2 separate regions of the Mus musculus genome follow, and region 1 is linked to region 2. The links are chromatin loops, found by intact Hi-C in ENCODE. Cell type or tissue: left cerebral cortex. All regions are shown on one strand. Each heading gives the region's core, and the rest is flanking DNA. Links, peaks and the distances in the headings are about the cores only.

Evidence for each region. Hi-C counts contacts between places; a loop is a spot of excess contacts. Peaks named below come from ENCODE experiments on the same cell type or tissue, not always from the same donor. Only the 100,000 strongest peaks of a DNase experiment are listed, where the experiment ranks them.
Region 1: a loop joins it to region 2, with 9 times the contacts of the local background. A loop is called at or near these places in 9 of 42 quality-filtered maps.

What each region holds. Positions count from the first base shown.
Region 1 is chr1:174,169,546-174,172,371 of GRCm38, forward strand. It overlaps Gm36196 (a long non-coding RNA gene), which reads right to left. Exons shown (of 3, transcript XR_373720.3): 2 at 676-725. Among named protein-coding and RNA genes, the nearest start is that of Spta1, 1.8 kb to the right of the region's middle. In left cerebral cortex, for the core only: no CTCF peak of the experiment used is centred there; a DNase peak (open chromatin) is centred at 1,362.
Region 2 is chr1:174,464,989-174,467,814 of GRCm38, forward strand. No RefSeq gene overlaps it. Among named protein-coding and RNA genes, the nearest start is that of Olfr220, 18 kb to the left of the region's middle. In left cerebral cortex, for the core only: a CTCF peak has its summit at 1,495 (motif pointing left); a DNase peak (open chromatin) is centred at 1,468.

The DNA of each region.
Region 1 (2,826 bases), core at 203-2,702, 300 kb before region 2:
GACTGCTGGATTTTGCTTTCCCTCAGACACAGCTGTCAGCTCGAGGTTTGCAGAGTTTGCTATATGAACTAAATTATCTACCCCCCAAAAGGAAAAGAAAGAAAGCTATCAAAAAAACAGCTTATAAAAAGCATGCATGCCATTCTAATGTACTGCTCCAGATGTCAAATAGGACCAAATGCAGATCACTGCATCTGTAAAATATATCCAATCAGGTTTTCAGTGTTTGTTGTAGCTGAGTTGACTCAGTACATGGACAGAGTAGTGAAGTGTTTAGCAGCTCATACTCTGGGTGTTAATACTAAATGTTTTCAGAGGTTGGCTGGCTACAGATGTATGGGAGCTTGGATAAGACCTAACACTGTCCAACTGGTTAATTTTGAACTCAGAGGAAGTCCTGCAAGATGCTGTCTCTGCTCTGACATCTACTCTTCTAACACAATGAAACAGAAGCAACCTTGCCTTTCTCTTTTCTCCAATGAACATTGCTTAAACCACTTTGTTCTCTTATGTTACAATTAATCTGGACTTACGTGCCTTCTAATTAACAATGTTATTTTAAAGTAGATACCCGTTTCAATTATCTCCATATCCACAATGTCTGAGAGAGTTTTTAATCTAGCAAAACATTGAATGATGGTTTACTGAAAGACTACATGAGTGACTAGGAGATACCTTTATTTCTTGAGGTTGAAGGAGAGCAAAACATCAGAGTATTCTCAATTCTAAAACAGAATAGGGAGAAAAGCAAATGGAAAAATATATTAGTGAATAGAAATTTTAGTCATAACCCGAAGGCACAAGCCAATAACCCAACTCGATGCTACTTTGTGCGTATGATTAAATGTATGGTTAGGACTTTCTTTTGTATTCCTTAAACACAGTCGTTGAACTCCAGACTGAGTTGAGTGTTTGAAGGAGGCGGTCTGTGTAGTTGCAGCTCTTGACTGGTTCCTACTTGTGTCTGCTCTGATGAAAAATGACAGTTTTCAATTGAGTGCTTTTTGCTTCCCTGAAAGGGACCATGTCACAAACATGCTGTCCTTACAAGGCTTCTGAAGATTGATCTGCCTACTGCTGCCATCCACATTACTGTACTGAGAAACAATCATTGGTGGATGAGGGCAGGAGGGAACTTGACATAAAGTTTCAGTGGTTCCTATGATAGAATGGGAAGCATTCTCAGCGGGAAGTGATCTTCTACTGAAGAGTTCCCTTTTACATTCCAATTTTTAAAAAATTTATGACTCAGAATGAAGTGGATGATTTGGCACAGTCAAAATATAATACTGATATCATTCACATCCAACTAAAACTGACAATCCACCCTGCACAAAATAACTCTACATTTTTAAATTGGGCCAGATGCCAACGTTCAAGTAGGCAAATTAGTCATAGCTACTCCCTAGCATGCTTAAGAAAATTTAAGTCAATTTCCAACAGCCCCCTTATCCTTAAGTGGTAGATTTGAGCATTTGCTCGAAAGAATTTGAGCTTCCAATCCACTGCAACATTCCCTCCACTGTTCTAAGTTGTCTTCTAATCACAAATGTATAACATACTGTTGAGAGGAAATATGACTTATACGTTTTATTACTGCAATGAAAGCATATGTATAAACAGGAAAGGAAAAACAGAAAGAAGGTATAAATATTCAACTAGAGTTAAGGAGTAAGCAACTTCAGAGACCGTCAGCTGGTAATGGTGAAAGCAGATATTAACTACAGAAGGACTTTGTTTATGTAGTAATGCCTGCCTATAATTCCAGCAGTTAAAAAGCTAAAGTAGGACAGACAAGAGTTCTAGACCAGCTTGAGTTCTATATGGAAACCCTATGCACCCCACCCCCCAACAAAATACCTTTTTCATTTTCTGAACAATGTGTTCTACTATCTTGACCCATGTAGTAGTCAAAAAGCAAAGAATTTAAATATGAAGTAGCTCCAGCAAAACAAAGGCAAAATCGTTAGAGACTAGATTGATGATAGATTCTATTCTTTGGGAAATACTAATTTTGCATTAAAGTTATTGTATCTGTCTTTATTGACTCCAAAATATGCTTACAGTATGGAAACTGTACATTTTTGTTTCTGAAGCTCTTGGATTCCCTGAGCCCAAGAGCAGGACATCAAATGCCTCACTTTGTCCTGAGCTGTGAGCCAGGCTGAAGCAGCTGCTCAGGGCTGATTTGCCTTATGCGTACAGCTCTGCCCAGAGCTGATAAACAAGGCCCAGAGGGACAGCCCTCCAAATCACCCCACCCACGCACAGAAGACTCCTCCTGTAAAAACCATTCATTTCATGATTTCCCTCCTCCTTTTAACCAGTCTTCTCTTAGGCCATCAAAATTTATGGTTCTGGGCTCTACTTTCTGATGCCATCTCATAATAATTACAAAACCCTTAATTCCTTATAATCACACACACACACACACACACCACAGTGGCTTAATTGGCAGGACTGGATGTTGTGGAACAAAATTGTGTCTTCATCATACAAAAGACTTAAGTGTAATGTAAAACTGTTAGGAGGAAACCTGGGGTAAAGCTTCATGACATAGGTCTTGCCATTGATTTCTGAGACACAGGCACAAAGGCAGGAGCAACAGAAGCAAATGGGATGACCAGTGGATGGGTTGGCAAAGAGATATGGGATGTGGAACAGTCAGAAGGTGGACCTGGAGGGGGATAAAATCTGGAGTGAAAAAAAAAAAAGGTTAAATAATTTTAAGAAAGAAAGAAAGAAAGAAAGAAAGAAAGAAAGAAAGAAAGAAAGAAAGAAAGAAAGAAAGAAAGAAAGAAAGAAAGAAAGAAAGAAAGAAAGAAA
Region 2 (2,826 bases), core at 27-2,526:
CCTCCTCCCTCCCGCCTGCCTCAATAAATATTTTTACAACTATTGGAGCATCTCGTGAACACAAAAAGACTGATCTGAGGTCTATTTCCCCTGTTTATAGTGGCCATTAACAAGAAAGCAGGAGCAAATACTGAAAAGAAAGCAGGGAAAAACTGTTATGTACTGGTGGTGCTGCTACCATTAAAATCCATCTCTACTGGACCTGAAGTGTATACCTGAGCGACTCTGTGTAAATCAGCATAGAGTACTTGTGTAGCCCCATATATTGGTGCACTATTGACAGGTTCCTTGATTTGAAACCAAGCTAGAAGGCTGTGTTAGCAGATAAATTGATAAAGAAAATGAAGTACACAGGATGAGTGTTCTTCTTGGTCAACTTGACTAGGTTTGGAATCACTTCTGGGTATGTCTATGCAAGGATTTCAGAGAGGTTTAACCAAAGACGGAGACCCACCTTGAAAGTGCCCAGCATCATCCCATGGACTGGTATCCCAAACTGAATGCAAAGGGTTTGAAAAGAGAGCTCGAAATGAACACCAGCATTGATATCTCCCTCTCTGCTTCCAGACTGTGGATACCATGTGACTAAACCACTCCACGCTGGCTTCCACTGACATGCCTTATCTGCTGTGATGCACTGTGCCTGCAAACCAGGAGGCAAAATGCATCCCCTCTTCCATAAGTGGCTTTTGTAGCTGAGTAACTAATTTATATATAATAAAGTTTTACTGTTACAAACACTGAAATAAAGACATTTTCAGGAAAATGAATAGAAGGAAAGACCACATGTTTACCAGACTTCACCAGGCCTCAAAGGATAAAAATATTTTCTCACGTATGCAGAATCTAAATTTAAACGTGTATAAATTATACAGATGCATATATATGCAAATGTGTGTGTGTCTGTGTGTGTGTGCATGTATTCTCACCCACCACAATGCACATATATGTTGGAAATCAAAGGATAACCCTGCCTGTCCTCCCTGATCTCCCATCTTGTTTGAGGCAACATTCCTTGTTGCTCACCTGTGCTTCTGTCATGAACATCCATGAATGGATGTCTCAGGCTCTACCTCCCAACTGGGTGTAGGAGTTTTGGAATTACATATATGTGCTACCATGTCAGGCTTCGTGTGTGTTCTGCAGAATCTGAGGTAAGGACCTCATGCAAGCGTGGCAAGTACCTTATCATTGAGCTGGAACATTTCACGTACTGACTCTGTCTGTAACTCTTCCATTCAGAAGTTGAAGGCACTTTTTTCACTCTGTTATTTTGCTCTTCCCTTTTCTCAATTGTTTCAAATGAAACTGTTGCTGATGGCCCTTTGAAGTACTTATCGGACATGCCATAGTGACACTTTCATGGGCATAACTTCTGAAAACTTGGGAATTTAGTGATCTTTCTGATGCAAAGAAAAAAAAAAAGCATGCACAAATGCTAACCACTTCTTATGTTAAGGTAAATGAGTGACACCTAGTGTCCATTTGCTGCAACTACTAAGATTATGAATTTTAAATTGCTATTAACTCTTGTTTCTTCAAAGTTAGTTACCAGTGGCAAAAGAGTATAAAAGCAAGGTTTGTGAGATAAGATTAAGCATAAAACATCCACGTGCTAAGCCAAGACTTTTTTAAAGCTCTCCATAGACCTCTGGACTTCTCAGAAACAAACCAGTGGGATGCTTGGGCTTTATGTAAACTCCTTTCTTCCTTACCTTCCCTATAACATATTACTTCAAGAAACCATAAACACATCACTCCTCTTCTCTCCCACCCTCTTCCACGTCCATCATATTAATTTTCATTCTGAACCCCCCATTTGATCATAACCTTAGTACTCTTCGGTATGACACTGACTCCTGGTGGGCGAGATCAATGGGATCTGATAAAGGTGGGTGATGCATGGAATTTGTCCCCAACTGAAAGGCAGGGTGGGCTTTGGAGATGGGTAGGCAGCTTGAGTCCAAACAAACTATGATAAGAACCTGCCTGTGATGCTTTGAATGGGAATGGCCCCCCATAGATTCATATGTTTGAATGCTTGGCCCACAGAAAGTGGTACTATTAGGAGGTGTGGCCTTGTTGGAGAAAGTATGTCTCTGTGGGGACAGGCTTTGGTGTCTCCTACATTCAACATAGACCCAATATGACACAATCTTTTTCTGATGCCTTTGGATCAAGATGTAGAACTCTCAGTTTTTCTCCAGTACCATGTCTGCCTGGATGCTACCATGCTTCCCACCATAATGATAGTGGAATAAGCCTCTGAAATTAACAGCAACAGCCCCAATTAAATGTTTCCTTTATAAGAGTTGCCTTGGTCATTGTGTCCCTTCATAGCAGTTAAACCCTAACTAAGATAATGCCTCATTTTACCTTGGAAATTACAAACAGTTTTTGATGATTGGTTTTAATGTTAACTTACCACAAATTAGAATCACCTGAGTGGCATCAACCTGATGAGCTGACATCATTCCCTTAATTTATGTGGGAAGAGCCTAGTGTGGGCGCCAACTTCTGGTAGCAGCCCAGACAGAAAAGGGCTGATCTCTGATCTTTTGCTTGCTTGGCTTTCCTCCAGGCTTCATTGAGTTATATATAATGTTGCTGTTAATAATGTCTCCTTAGCTGATATCAGAGGTAGCCTTACCAGGCTTCCAGTGACCTGCACCTCTCCAGGAACCTTCCTGTTTGGTGGCACTGGATTGGGACAGACAAAGCACCAGCTGTGAGAACTCAGCAACTATAGAGTTGTCTTCTTCTCCAATGTGAGAGAACCACTGGGACTCCCAGACTTAGAGCCAAATAGCTACAATCCTCAGTCTC